Linked DNA regions of Homo sapiens: region 2 is linked to region 1. A link is an interaction called in ENCODE POLR2A ChIA-PET data of the cell type or tissue named here. Cell type or tissue: PC-9. All regions are shown on one strand.

The links. ChIA-PET counts read pairs that join two places held together with the same protein. Peaks named below come from ENCODE experiments on the same cell type or tissue, not always from the same donor. Only the 100,000 strongest peaks of a DNase experiment are listed, where the experiment ranks them.
Region 2: POLR2A ChIA-PET joins it to region 1 with 9 read pairs; 2 of 35 experiments call an interaction of 5 or more read pairs at or near these places.

The regions. Positions count from the first base shown.
Region 1 is chr11:26,619,647-26,627,646 of GRCh38, forward strand. It overlaps ANO3 (anoctamin 3), which reads left to right. Exons shown (of 27, transcript NM_031418.4): 18 at 4,816-4,852. Among named protein-coding and RNA genes, the nearest start is that of MUC15, 51 kb to the left of the region's middle. In PC-9, no CTCF peak of the experiment used is centred here; DNase peaks (open chromatin) are centred at 1,125, 1,695 and 3,585; H3K27ac peaks cover 1,064 bases.
Region 2 is chr11:27,383,659-27,391,658 of GRCh38, forward strand. It overlaps LGR4 (leucine rich repeat containing G protein-coupled receptor 4), which reads right to left. Exons shown (of 18, transcript NM_018490.5): 4 at 7,436-7,507; 5 at 1,595-1,810; 6 at 678-749. Among named protein-coding and RNA genes, the nearest start is that of CCDC34, 24 kb to the left of the region's middle. In PC-9, no CTCF peak of the experiment used is centred here; no DNase peak of the experiment used is centred here; H3K27ac peaks cover 284 bases.

The DNA of each region.
Region 1 (8,000 bases):
AGTAGAGATAGGGTTTCACCATGTTGGCCTGGCTGGTCTCAAACTCCTGACCTCAAGAGATCCGCCCACTTTGGCCTCCCAAAGTGCTGGGATTACAGGCGTGAGCCACTGCGCCCGGCCAAAAAACTACAGATTCTTGAGTCCTGTTCAGAATCTCCTTTGTTGGGCTAAGAAATCTATATTTAAAACAAATCATTCAAAAATACTCTCTAGTAATTCTTATCCAGCCAGCCCCTCAAATAGCATTAGAAAATCATTAAGAGAGCTAAGGTAATTTTGATGCACAGTCAGGATCAGAAATCACATCTTCCAAAATTAAATTACAAATAATTTTATTTGACAATAATTAAAACATCAATGTATTATTTTTAACATCCCTTTATCAGGCATATAGCTAAACAACTACAAAGACAGAATTTGAAACCGAGAATTGCTCTTTCCTAGGCCTACCATTTTTCTTCTTTATTTTGCTACCCTCAGAAAAGGATATGCTGCTCGAAGGTGCCAAAAGTGGCATGGTACTATTGTATCAGGAAATGTTCCTAAAAATATTTTAATGAAAATTAAATATGCAAAATTATTCCAAAAATGTATATTCTTGTTGCTTGACAATCCAACTTTAACTAATTTTGTCATATTACAGCAGCATGACAGCTGCCTGGTCTCATGATTAAAGGGTAACTTTTAAGAAATATATAGAAACATCAGAACAGAAGTACTCTTAGAGTTTGAAAAACCTGGAATTAGGCTAATTAAATCATTTCAGCATGGTGAAATTTTAATCAAAAATTAAAATGTTATTAAAATCAAATTTTATAAATATTAAATTAAATTTATTAAAATTAAATTAAACTAAAATTAAAACTTTAATTCCAATTAAAAATTTTTAAATTAAAGAATGAACTCCTTTTGGGTTTCCTCCTCTGATTTTAAAATCCATGTATCATGCACGGAGCACTCTAACAAAAAAAGAAAAAGTCCTATCTACATTTGGCTAATGTAAGTACTCCATGTAGGTTCTGGACTTTTCTCCCTTGTTGATCCATTCCCATCTCTAGAGTCCAGAGCATACATCCCTATACTTCTTTCATGGGCCTGATCACTGAAGGCCTCAAAGTACACCTAACTTTCCTTAATACCTGGTTACCACTGGTTACCAATTACAGTGCAAATAAGCTATTATGGAATAGGGTGGATCAAAGGGTTGGACCAGGCATCTTAACCAAGAAAAGAGGTAATGTCAAATGACTCATCTCATAAGAGGATTGGCTTTTTAATAAATGTATTTGTTTAGTTTGTTCATGTCTATGTCCATAGTTTCTAGAAATTCAGACAAGTAGATTACTGGAAAAGGGAAGGCTCTTTTCAATTCTGCAAAAGCTTGGAGTTTATTTTCACAGTGAAGGCTGTATTGTGGGGCTATGACTAAAAGATAAAAAGTTCTAAAACCCATGTAGAACTGCCTAATATGCCCCCTCACAATAACCATGTCCTTTTCCTGCCTTTGCTGTTCTTTTTCTCCCTAACTGGTTTTTGCATAACACCCCAAACAAGGCATTACTGGGAAGATGATGAAGTCTTAGCTGAGAATGAATTCCAAAATGCTTACCATGGCCTACTGTGCACTGAAAAAGTGTTTCCCTGTGAGATCTCAGTGACTCATCTCTTACTACTTCACTGTCTTATTGCTGCCACTCCTTTCTCTCTAACTTCCCTGCCCTTCATGAAATACATCAAGTCTGTGCCAGACTCAGAGCATTGGCATTCCCATTTCTGTGTCTTAAAGGTACTTAGCTGAGATTTCTGCTTGGCTCCCTCCCTCATTGCATGCACTTCTCTGCTCAGATGCTACCCTCTGAATACTTTATTCAGGCTTTTAAGAGGCTTTTCAGAATACTCTATAAAATAGTACTCTCTGTGTCTACCAAAACTCTCTATCCGCTCTGCCTGCTTTATTTTCCCTCAGAGCACTTTTCACCTCCTGACCAATTATGTATTTATTTGCCATTTATCTCTACCCACTGAAATTTGAGTTCTATGAAAGTAGAGATTATGTCTTTTTGATTCAGGTATGTTTGGTTTCTAAAACACTAACTGATGCACTAGAAATTTATAATGAATATATTAATTAATATATATGAATAAGAGAATTTCAGCTTACTAAATGCATCAGTGGCTGATTTTTTAAAGTATAGGTTCTCCAACATGTTATCACGTGTGTGTATCAGGTAGGGCCCGGAATAGTTATCCCTGACGCCCTTTATCCTCTTCCCCAACAAGCACGTACTCATTCCACTTTACACAATCACACACAAATGTACACACTCACAGCTTGTATGTACTGCCAAAGTGATTGCTGCCAGACACCATACAGTTGGATATATTTAAATCATTATTTATTTTTGTAGTCTGTAGTTTGAGATTTAACAATTCATTCTGCTTGAACTGATTTTGTAGCTCATCAGTGATGTTGCCAGTCAGCCATAGCATTTGGGCCTTGGATGATGCAGGTTTGCAAATACCCCAGAAAGTCTTGCAACAGCATTATGGCATCTTTTGTAATTTATAACTTTTTTCCCAGTGTTATTGTAACCCCCCTAATGCATCAGTTGCAGATATTGCCATCCTAAGTTTGCAGAGTGGCTCTATGTGCTAGATATTAAGACAAAAATTTGAATAGGGCTGGGCGTGGTGGCTCATGTCTGTAATCCTAGCACTTTGGGAGGCTGGGGCGGATGAGGAATTGGAGACCAGACTGGGCAACATGCCCAAAAGCCATCTCTGAAAAAAAAAAAAAGAAAAGAAAATGAGCCAGGCATCATAGTGGTGTGTACCTGTAGTTATAGCTACTTGGGAAGCTGAGGTGGGAGGATTACCTGAGCCAAGGAAGTTTAGGATGCAGTGAGTTGTGATCATGCCATTGCACTCCAGCCTGGGTGTTAGAGTGAGACTTTGTCTCGAAAATAAATAAATAGTTAAAAATGAAATGGTTTATGTGACAAGGCACGATGTATGTGGTGCTAGACAGCCATGATAGTCAATCCTGACTTTGCTACTTGCTCAGTCGTGTTGTCTCACTACTAAGGTGCCTGACATTCCACAACTTAGTTTCTTCTTCTGTAAAATGGGAATCATTATACCTACTTAACAAAATTGTTGTTAAGGAATAATAATATACGTAAAGCACTGTTTGGCACAAGCCAAATGGCAATTATTGAACTAGAACTAACTTTCAATCCCCACAAAGGCACTCAACTCAGTGCTAGAGGCATAGTGGGTGCTCAAGTACTATTTTTTGGGCAATTGAATCTATCCTATTGTACTCCTTGGAGACCCTGCTATGATTATCTCACTTAATAAATAAGACATGAAAAAGAACCTGTTACAGTAGGAATCACCTGGTGTTCATGAATTCACAGTAATCTTATCCTAAAATTTGAAAATTATAGTTTGTGTATAGCTAAAACAAAGACCAAAAACCTGCACTAGGAAGAGAATGAGAGTACTGTACTCAGTGTAATCTTTCTGTCTCCAGATAACACTTTAACTCTTAGGAAGGGGCAGATTTGAATCACAGCTAAGATGAGTCATCACAATCATTTTGCTGAAAGAACTGTCAGAGAAGGGGAACAACTTTTAATATGTCCAGATGCATACCTTTTAATTTTTCGTGCCAACAGGGAAGGTTATTGGAAATGATAATCTAAACAATTTTTTATTGAATTATGTGGTTATGAGGTAATATTCATATGCACATACATATACCCACAAGTACTTCTGTCTATAGCGAATACTTTCCCAACTATATTTACTTGGAATATTGTGAAATGTATGCCCTTTTCTTGAGTCTATGTAAATATTGGTCAGAGTATATAGGAGAGGGGAAAAGATGGCAGAAGAGGAAAAGTATTATCAGAAAAATCAATTGTGACTTACAGATTCAACAGATTTGACTTATGCATCTGTTTTAAATAACCACAAAAACAATTTTGTTTTTTACAAATACAAATATATACGGTCTTTTATCATAGTTTAGAAATTTCTTTATCAGTAGGGCAGAATTCAAACTTTCACTTTGCCTTCCAGTGTTGTAAAAAAAAACACAATTTTTTTAATTTTTAATTTTTATTTATTTTTATTTTTATTTATTTTTTATTTTTGAGACGGAGTCTCACTCTCGCCCAGGCTGGAGTGCAGTGGCACGATCTCTGCTCACTGGAAGTTCTGCCTCCCGGTTTCACGTCATTCTCCTGCCTCAGCCTCCCGAGTAGCTGGGACTACAGGCGCCCGCCAACGTGCCCGGCTAATTTTTTGTATTTTTAGTAGAGACGGGGTTTCACCCTGTTAGCCAGGATGGTCTCGATCTCCTGACTTCGTGATCCGCCCGCCTAGGCCTCCCAAAGTGCTGGGATTACAGGCGTGAGCCACCGCGCCCGGCCAAAAAACTGTAATTTTGAGCTCAAATCTCAGCTCAGCCATTGATTAGCTGAATGACTTTTAGGGACTTTTTCTCATTTCTTGATTTACAAAATGAAAATGAAGATAGCTACCAGAAAAGACTCGTTATTACAGATTACAAGTGTATCTACACACACATATACGTGTACACACATTTACATTCACATATATTATATCAATTTCATTCATGTATGTATATATAAAGCCTTACATACTAAGTTTCAATAAATGTTTCTATTTAAAGTAAAATGTAACCACTGTATAACATACATTATAGATGTTTCTTCAAATAGTGTAAATACCAGCCTTTTCCAAAAGAGAGGAATAATGTTCACTATGTATTCTCTTTTATTACAGGCTTATGAAAAAATTGCTTACCTCCTCACCAATTTAGGTAAGTCCATTTTTCTTACTTCACTCCTTAGTCAGAAAATAACATATGGGCATTTCAGTCTGTAGTTACTTTATATAATGTAGCATTTTAATAACTGCAATTATTTAAGTATTTACCAATTAAAAAGGAGAGGGGTAGTATAGGAAGTTGGTCTATATTGAATAACAATAGAGAGACAATGCATGTAGTTACAAAATATTTTTACTAGAAATCAGCACACCTAGTTCTTCCTACTTAGGAGTGCTTGCTTCTCCAACTTTTCAGTTCTTTGGGTTTTTCCTCAATATTTATTTTTTATCAAAGTGTTATACTACATGTACACTTTTTAAAAGCCAAAACAATATTAAGAGATTTACAATGAAAACCAGTACTTTACCACATCACCCATTCCTATTTTCTATACCAAAGGAACTACTTTTTAACTTTTTTTTTTTTTTTTCTGAGATGGAGCCTTGCTCAGTCGCCCAGAGTGGAGTGCGGTGGTGACGCGATCTCGGCTCACTGCAAGCTGCACCTCGCAGGTTCACGCCATTCTCCGGCCTCAGCCTCCCGAGTAGTTGGGGACTACAGGCGCCTGCCACCACGTCCGGCTCATTTTTTGTATTTTTAGTAGAGACGGGGTTTCACCGTGTTAGCCAGGATGGACTCAATTTCCTGACCTCGTGATCTGCCCGCCTCGGCCTCCCAAAATGCTGGGATTACAGGCGTGAGCCACTGTGTCCGGCTACTTTTAACATTTTTATCTGTTTATTTTGTTATTTCCCACCATGTTTCCACGTGATATCGTTCTATTGCCATTATTGGATTTTATCTTTTGATAGCTATTGCCTTCCCATTATACAAGTATGAATTATTAAGACTTAGCTCTTAATGTTCCCTGCAGTGCCCTGTCCCCCGACACTCCATCTTTCATTATCTGATAAACACAGTTATTTCTCCTCCTTCCAAGGTGGATATATCAGCATTTTTAGCCAAATTAATCGTTAGTCTTCACATCATTATGTCTCTATAACTATTTTCATACCTACGGCATGGTATATTCTATAATTGTGTATACTTTTTATACCACTTCTGTATTTTTTAAGCTAATAATGGCCACTTTTTTGCTTATTTTTTTACATACTTTTCTTAATTTATCCCAAAGGTTTTGCCAAGACTCTAAATTTTCTCTGAATATATTCAGACACATCAAGTATTATACAAACTTGATTTTCTTCTTAGAGTTACCCTCTCAAGCTGTCTCCTCCAAACTAGATGGGTTATTTTCTAGGCCTGTAGCCAACTGCATCTAGACTTACTTTCATAAACACTCTGGGAATTCCTTTTATATTTTTCTAGAATTTGGATACTACTTACTAAATCCTATGTCTTATTCCTTCTTGGCTCAGTTCCTTATTTTGCTACTTGTAAGTAAGTTTCTTAAAACTTTGTAGATCTGAAAATGTCTCTATTCTAGCCTCAAACTTGATATCCATGTTCCTAGGTATGAAACCCTATGTTAGAAATACTGCCCCTTTGAATTTTGAAGGAGTTTCATTTTCTTCTGGATTCCAGCATTGTTACTGAGAGCTCTGCTACCATTCTGATTCCCAGTCCTTTGCACAGGACCTGTTTTGATTTTTGTTATTTGTTTATACTCTAGAATAATTTTGAATCTTTTCTCATTTTGAGATTTCACAATGATGTACTTTGGTGAAAACCTTTTATCATTTATTATGCTGGATACTTAGTGCATCCCATCAATATTGATATCCATTGTGTCCTGTGGGAAGCAGACACTGAGATGGAGTTAGTAATGCAAGAGATTTCTTAGAGGAAAACTCCTGAGGAAAGGAGCAGGACTGGATAAGGAGAGCCTCAGACAACAATGCAGATCTGATGGTTTTAACCAATCCAATGGAGAGCTCTAGAACAAATATTTCAAGTAAAGATTTAGAGGACTCTAACATTGGGTATAATTGAGTATAATTGGCCAAGACCTAGTACCCCTGTCATTCTGAGTCACTGGTTGGTTGTTGCCTGGGAAGAGCAAGACCTTGGCATGAAAGCTGAGGTATAGGATGAGGCTGGAAACAGCTGGAGGCTGACTGTACTCCTTGCAGCTGAACAGCAAGTTCTTACTGAGGGGAAATCCTAGTGACAAACCTCCACTGCTGCCATAATCTGAAAACTCAGAAACTTCGCTTCCAGGAGATTTTTGTATATTCTTTGTTCAATAATTTACTCCTTTAAAAAATCTTTCTGGAACTCTTTACATTCGGATGTTTCTTATCATATTCAATAGTTTTTTTTTTCTTTCTTCCTTTTCTATGATTTTTGTTGGGATTTCTTCAAGAGAACCTCAACCTTATCTTCCAAGTATTCTCCTGAATGTTTTATATTGACTCATGCTTCACATTTTCTAGAATTATTTCCTGTTCTCTGAATGTCCTTTTTCTATGTCATCCAGTTCCAGCTTCACAGATGCAGTGTCTTAAGTAGGCAATATAATGTAATTGTTAAGAATATCAGCTCTAGAGTGAGAATGCCTGAGTTGAAATCTTTGCACCATAACTTACTACATTATCATAGTTGTGCAGTAATAATTATTTTATTCTCTCGGTTTCTTAAATTCTTTTATATATATATATATACAAGGAGATAGAGTCTGTGCTCTGGAGCTAACATTGGAGAAACAATGTTTTGAAAGGGGAAGACACCAGGCTTTGGAGTTGGATATAGCAATGAACATTTGGATTGCCGCATCATGACTGTATAACTATCATTAAGCTTTTTCCTCTCCCTGTTCTCTCTTCTTCTTCTCCCCTCCTTCTCCTCCTCTTCCCCCTCATTCTCCTCCCTCTGCTTGTCCTTCTTCTTTACTTTTGGGTCTTCATTTCCTCACTGTTAAAATGACAATAATAATAGTTCCTATTTCACCATTGTTGTAGATTGGCTGCCTGACACATGACAAGTGTACAATAAATAGCAATGGTCCAGTTCATTGTTCTTTAAACCCTCTGAGCTGCATTTTCTTCAGTTGGGTAATGAAGCACTAGCTCTGTTCCTTACATTCATTTGCTTTTGAAGTACCCTATACCCAGGATTGAAGCAAATCTAAGGAGAATGACTTGGGAAAATCATACTTAATAGTAGGAAACAGAACAGT
Region 2 (8,000 bases), 760 kb after region 1:
CCATGTAATTGGGACCTTCTCTGAATCATTTACTCATCACAACAGCAAAAATTACATTATCTTTGAATGAAGGCAATAAAGGCAACTAATATAGGCTAAAAGAACAAAAATAAATATCCTATTCTCAATTATACACAGCTACACAATGCCTTTTACTTATATAGTGGTGCAATGTACAGTTGAAACAGCCAGAGGTCTCAAACACTTTAGCTCGTGGAAACAACAACAAAAGTATCATAGCAGAATATAAAATCTTCATTTGTTACTTGTAAAAGCAGATATAGTATTCAAACCCAGTGTTAACAATTAGAAGGCAACTGAGATCATGGAAAAAATAACACTATCCAGAATTCATTTTAGAACTTTCTAACTTCCAAAACTGTCATACATTTAACAAAACCAACATTTCTGGAAAGGTATAAATCTTTGTAGATTGAGCTGTTTTGAATGTGTATTCTTTGGGGGAAAATATGCAATTCACACTTTGCCATTTTTAGCCATGGACTTAGATTAGTATTCATAATTAGGTTATTTGATAGCAAGAATTTAATCCAGTATCAAAGTGAATTAATAAGGAGCTGAACTTAAGGCCAATATTTTTTTCTTTTTCTGCAGTGAAGTATAAAATTATACTTTCAATATCACAATGCAGTTGCCCAAAATATGAATATACTTACAAGGTCTCCAGGTTATCTAGTCCATCAAAACAGTGTTGACTCAGGCTTCTAATTTTATTGTTATGAAGATGCCTAAGGGGGAAAAAAAGCATAAAATGACTTTTCCATCTCCCATTGGCAACTATTATCATTGTTTTATATGTCTGAGTTGGTGTGTAAAGGAATGATGTAGCTAAACATATCAACAGCTAAACAGCTAAACAGTTTTCTGTTGACCACAGAAAACAAGTGACATTGGATAGTTATCTCTTGCTATGTACACTGCACAGACTCACTAAACATAGACTACCTCATGGAAAGAGAAAGTATCTTTAGTGGAAATATGGTACATACATGGAAGATTAATATTTATTCATATCAAAATAAAGTTTTGATTAGCTCTTAAATATATGAAGAAAAATTTGATGAGCTCTCTTACTGAGGACATGAGGGTAATGGTGTGGAGGAAGTGTGTAGTTTACACCAGTGAGATCTCCAACAGATTTTAAAAGAAGCACTATTTTGTTATGTCTTGGAAGATTAAAAACACACTGCATCACATACTCTCTGAACAAGTGGAAAACACGAAATATCCCTGGGACTAACTTCTATGGACACCTCGAAATGACTTCCCTTCTTTTAACATTGAATACGCTGCTGGGACACACGTAAAAGCTGTATAAGTGTGTGCTGAATGACCCAATTTCTTCTCATGATTATAACTGGTCATTTGTCTTAGGGAGATTCAACAATTATCATCAGCTGGTAATGTTTTAAATTATCCTATTCTGTTTAATATTGTACAAAAGCAGCTCCCAAAGCACTAACTACTCAGGAGCATATTCAGCGAGATGCCTTGATAATAATCTGTCAGAAGAAATCTGTTTTTGTACCCCAATTAACACAAATATATGGAATTAAAAGGGATAGATACTTACAGAACTACCAGGCTTGAAAGGTTGGTAAATGCAAAGTCAGGGATGCTTGAGATCTTGTTGAGAGCCAGGGTCAGCGCCTGTAGGGTGGGCAGATTGCTGAGGGGGTGCACAGGCACCTCCGTCAAGCTGTTGTCATCCAGCCACAGATGCCGTAACTGAACAAGTCCTTCAAAACTGTCCTCGGGGACTGAGGTAATATGGTTGGCATCTAAACGCCTAACAGAAACAAAAACAACCATGTTCAGTAACAAATTCTAGTGAAATGAGTCAGTTCAAGTCTCACAACTCAAAGCTTTCAAAACAAAAAGGACTTATAAAAATTATCATCTTTAATTTTACTAGAAGTCCTCATAACATCTAATAACTTTTTCATGATCTGTATAGTGTATGAAAGTCAGTTCTTTCTCTTTCTTCATAAGAATGGCATGTATCCAAATCTATATTCTTCAACTATCTTTGGCTTTTGGCTAAGAAGTAACTTTATAGCAGAAAGATATATTTTTTAAAAACACTTGCAAAGTTCATATTGAAATTATGTTTTAGAGCATAATTATCAGGCATACAAAAAAAAAAAAGAAACTAAACTGACCAAATAGGCTACTTTGCTTCCAATGTTACATTATAACTAACATTAGACATTAAATTTAGTTGCTACTCTGATTCTGTACCAAAGAGAAATATTAGAAAATACTTAAAATTTTTGTATAGCAATAAAGAATCTAAATAGATTTTCAATCATCCTTATTACCTCTAGGCAAGTTAAAAATATAAGTGTCATGTACAGGCAAAGCAACTTTTTCTTCTTCTCTTAGCAGTTAAGTGCTTTTGAAAAATCAGTATACCAAAATTAACAGTTATTAAGGTCAAATTATCTGTTGGAAAAACCAAGCAGCTCCTGGAATCAATGTTACTGTGGCTTTAAAGGTTCTTCAATTTTTCCAAAAATTTTGGAATTAAGAACACCTTACTAATAGGATTACTTATATTTAAAATTAAGTCCCCATCTGAAAATCAGGAAACTAAGTCCTACGTATTATTGTTGGCACAACAAGATGTAATTGTTGGAATAATTGCTTTTCAACACAAAGACAATCTGGTATTAATATGATGAGGGACACTACGTGCCAGGCAAATCACAGCTTTCCTCACAAATCCCTTGTTGATGTATCTTCATTACTTACATTCATGCCTCACAGCCTTGGACTTCTTTGTGAAAATTACAGAACAGAAAAAAACTGGTTAAAAATTCAAAATGCCTGCATCTTTTTAAAGAAATAGTTTGACAACTTTCAGGTTCAGGAAATTCTGAGTTTTAGAGTGGTTTTTGTGCCTCCTGTTTCCTTGCGCTGTTCCAACTTCAGTTCCTGCCATAATTGTCCCTTTCCACCACAGTCAAGTTCTGGGCCCCTGGTCCCAATTAACTGCTCCCAGCCCCAGATGCATTTTCCCTTCCTAATGACAGATTAGCAGGGTTTAAAGATCATTGGTCCTGGTGAGTATCTGATGGAAGCTTTCTTTCTAATAGAGTCAAGATAACTGAAAGAACACTTAAAAAGGGAGAGCTTAGGATATTGAGCGGCTGCCTTAAGAATCTACCTAGAAACACACATTTTTAGACTTGTTTATTTTGGGGGCTTTTAGAACTTGCCCTGAGACAGGCAACTTTTACATAACAGACTGGCCAAGTACTGGCTACAGAGCGGCAAAGTACTGCCTACAGAGCTGTTTAGGAGATTTGCTTTAATGAGCAGATAGAACTGTGTTCAAACATGTGTGCACACACACATGCGCACACGCACACACACCCCTCATGGAACTTTTCCATTCTTAGGAAGAAAAAGACTTAAATACATAATCATACAATTAAGCATATTATATAAATAAATATTAATGTAGCTAAATTATACTTGTAGATAATTACCTGCAATTCACTCAACGCAGTTAAATTGAGCATCTTGTTAGGTACAAAGGATAAAATAGTTAACACAACAGGCATGAGGCCTGTCCTCAAGAGACTGACATTCCAGTGGCGGAGGTAACATACAACACAATAAACACGTTACAAAATGATAACAAATACTCTAAAAACTACCTCTGGAATAGATAAACAGGGCACTGAGGTTAAAGACTGAGGGACTCTGAGGAGGAGGGTAGTTACTCAAAACGCATTTGGTCAAGAAAAGTATTTCTAAGGTGACATTTAAAGTGAGACCTAAAGAAAATGCAAGAATGAGTCAAAGTAGGAGCTGGGCAAGGAGTGTTTTAGGCAAAGGAAAGAGCCACGTCAGAGACCCAGTAGCAGAAACCAACTTAGTATGATCCAGCAACTCCCAGAAGGTTAAGAGTGATTAAAACACAGGAGGAGGGGAGTAGAGGGACCAGGGACACACATGTGGCAGGGGATGCAAACAGGGTCCACATTCCTTAAGTCCCTATAGGCCAGGTAGGGGGTTTGGGTTGTATTTTCATTACAAATTGAAGTTCCTTAGTGTTACTGCAGCTGAAAAGTTTAAATTGTTTATTTTATCATGCTGATGATGTATATTCATATTCAATAAAATAGTATGTAATGCACCTCCAAATACCTACAATGCCTCCACTGATACAGAAAATAGTATAACAAGGAAAGTGGTCAGTGCCTTTTTAATATAAATTCAGTACTGTATACAACCGTTAAACTCTTGTGAATTCTGTGTCATCAAGGAAAAAAGATAGCCTTAACTTACTGCTAGAAAACTAGGTGAGTTTTGAGCTAAGACAGTAATAAAGCTATCTTCTATACAAAATAGCATAATACAACAATAAAAGCATGGATACAATTTCCTCCGTACTAAAAATTTCCAAAAAATTGTGAAGTCACATATAAGTAGGGATTAAAAAGAACTATGGAAAAATGAAACTCTTAAATAAGAGGTTAAATGAGAAAAACGATTTGTGATGACTCAAATGGTTAATCCTTATCTCTCAATTCACATGTGGGTGTGGTGAGGCACCCATAAGAGTAAAGAGTATGTACTTATACTGAGACCAGTGCTTCAGAGCACTGTCTCAGTGTGGCTTTGTAACAATGATCTATTCTATTAGTATTCACCCCAAATAACAGATGAAGAAAATACTATAATTCTTTAAGTAGATGCTGAAAAGCATCAGCTATCTCACAAAGTAGAAAGAATATGAGGGTTTATTCAAGGTATTTTTCTATTTAAACTCCATGTGGTAAGAGATTAAACTATTGCTTTGTTAATCGCAGTTTTCTTGTTAAACGGTGAATAACATATTTATTCACTCAATTTCTTTGTTATTTTTGTCTGGAAGACATGCTTCTATTTTCTATTCTCAAAAGCCTATTTTACAATTGACTGAAACTCATGTATTTTTAAATTTCTTGTTTAAACAAACTACAGTAACAAAATAATATTAAATGCAGATATTTAACTGTTGAAAGTCTTTGTTATCAATAAACACCTGTATAATCAAAAGATCTCCTTTCTCTCTGTTCTAACTTACCAATAATGTAAGTGTTATAAACATATTTTAAAACTGAGAAAAACCTAGGAAAGTTAATCTTTGAGATCTTTTAATAGTCAATAAAAATGTAATCTGATGTTAAAAAATTTCTAATGGAGATAATTATGACATGTCATTTTAATACCCTGCTGAGGTAATGTTTTAGTTATTTTAACTTTATGGGAGGCAATTATGCTACCTTTTTATTAGTATCAACAATTGGCTTTCAGATTTTATAGTCATTATCAAACATACACTTGCATCAAACCACTTCTGGTCAATTTCAATCCCTAATGAACTTTGCTTCTTTTAAGCACTATTCAAAACCACAATGAAATCTTTCATGTAATTCAGATCTGAAGAACAGATTTTCAAAATGACTCAAGTGCTGATAAGACTGTTTTACACCATGAGAGAACTTTAACTCTATCTAACTTCACCACTGCACCCACTCTACTAACAAACGTATGAACATTTCCTCCTTAAAGAAAACAGGCCTGACACAGAGCAGCTCTTTGTGTTTCTGATGTATATGAAAACATCCCAAAGCCTTTAAAAAAAAGTTTGTTTTACCTCCACTCCATACACTCATCCCAATTTTGGAGATAATTTAAACTAAGCAATTTGCTCCATGAATGATAAGCACAGTATGCTTTTCTAAAACATGAAAGAGAAACCTATGATTTCTGTGAAAAACATCACTTTAAATCATCTACATTACCAATAAATGTCTCGTACTTTAATGTACTTATTGACCACAAATTAGAGAGAATATTTGTATTTTTTTGGTAATTTTTCTGTTCTACAGTTGAAAATGAGATTTTAGTCTTCTCTTTATTACCCTTTAAACTAGACAAAATAATTGAGTATTTTGATTATTAAATCTTACAAAATGACAATTCAATATGAAGGTCTTGAAGTAAAATATATTCTTAAGAAGCAAAAGAAAACATGACTATTTAAAATGCCTGATGAATTCAGGTCCAAGAGAGGTCAGATGACTTGTCCTGTGTATATCCACCCGAGGTGAGAGAGTGTGTGAAGTCAGCCGAATAACATTTCTATAAGGGAACTCATTCCCATTGATTCATTTTAAGAGTCTACCTAGAACATACCCAATTAGCTGTGGTGAAAAACAAATCCTTATGTTCCATAACTTACCATTTTAGTGAAGGAAGCTACTTAATACAACCACCTTAAATTAAACTTTCATTTCAACTAAGAATTGAATGGCCAACACCGTGGATATTCCTTGTTTATGGGTTAGATACAGTTTAAAGTTTAACTTTACAGCATATATTTTTATTTTCACATTCATTGCTCATTAACTACTAGAATATCTAATCTAAAATCAAATGGTAACCTATAATTTATAATTTCCAGGGATGTCTCTTTGGTGCCGTTAAAAATGGCTTTATGTTAGCAAACTGATGGGACAAGCAGCTCAATCATTTTCACGCTGTATTTTCTAACTTGCGTGCATTTCCTACTATTTGCAGTTATTTCAAAGTATAATACAAAACCTAAGAGACAAATTGTATGCAAATATGTGATGTCGCTAAAACACAATTTTATACCAGCACACATAAGGGTGATAACTATTAACATTTTTTATTCAGAGTGCTTCTGGGGAGATTATTTGTTATTTAAAATTAGACTTCTGAATTCTACCTTTAAAAAGAAAACCAGCATTACTTCTAGGATATAGCCTAGGGTTCTGCATTTTAGCAGTCTCCCCCTAGTGAGTCTGTTGCAAAGTGTGGTCAAAGTACCACACTTAGAGAAACTATGCCCCAGAGTCCCATTGCATTTGGTATTTAGGACATGAAGTGAGGCAATGCAAATTTGTATTCATTATTCTAGTAGAAGCTAATGAAGTTCCTTGTTTTGAAGAATACTTTTTCATTTTTTCCGAGAAGTTCCCTTGACAAAATTGAGGAATTACAATCGATTTGTTCTGATTATCATTACCACACGAAACAGAAACCTCTTTGTGGCTGTTTCTTGACAGTCAAGGCACAAGACACTAAAACTTCTGTACACACATAACTGGTTCCAAAGGGATGCTGATCACCAGCAGTGCACAAGTTCATGGAAGTACACCCAGCAGTGAATACCCAGTAGCTTTCTCTCAGCCTCTAAGACAAGAGAAGAGGTAAACAGAACCACCTCCTTCTCCCTCACCAAAGGACGTTTTGATAACATTGACTAGCTATCTCTGTTTTTATCTCAGATGAAAGGATAAATCTCCTCTTTCCTTACAATTCTAGTTATTTACATCTTTAACAGCCAGAGTAGTCTCTTGGTGAGTCAAGAAACCAAGAAGTTACTTACAAAGACTGCAAAGCACTCAGCCCTCGAATGGCTTCACTGGGTACTGTTTTCAACTGATTATTCTGGAGCGTTCTGAAAGAAAATTTTTGGTTAGTGAGTAACAAGTGATAGTTACCATTTTTTCTTAGAAAAATTCAGAGCCTTTTTTTTTTTTTTTTCAAAAAATATTTCCAATGGGAAAATGGGGGGGAGGTGGAGGTGGAAAGCATCTAAGACAAGAGAATTGCAAAACTTCAAGAAGCACTTGTTGTAAAGCCAGAAAGGAAATCTATACTGCTATCCCAAGCCATGCCCTAATACAGACTTGCTGGGTAATCCATGTTTCCAAGGGTGGTTTTGTTTCTGGTAATTAAGGCACACTAGTTAATGTTCATCACCCTGGGTGCTATTAGTTAATGTTAATTAGGAGCTATAACAAGTTAACTGGGAGGTATAATAAGCAAATCCGTTGGAATTCCTAATGCCTTTTCAAATTGGAATAAAGCAGAGCCCGGAAACATGGACATTAGGTAAAGCCAATTTTTTCAAGCGGATGGCAGATCCCAAGCTCTTAAGGAACAGCAGG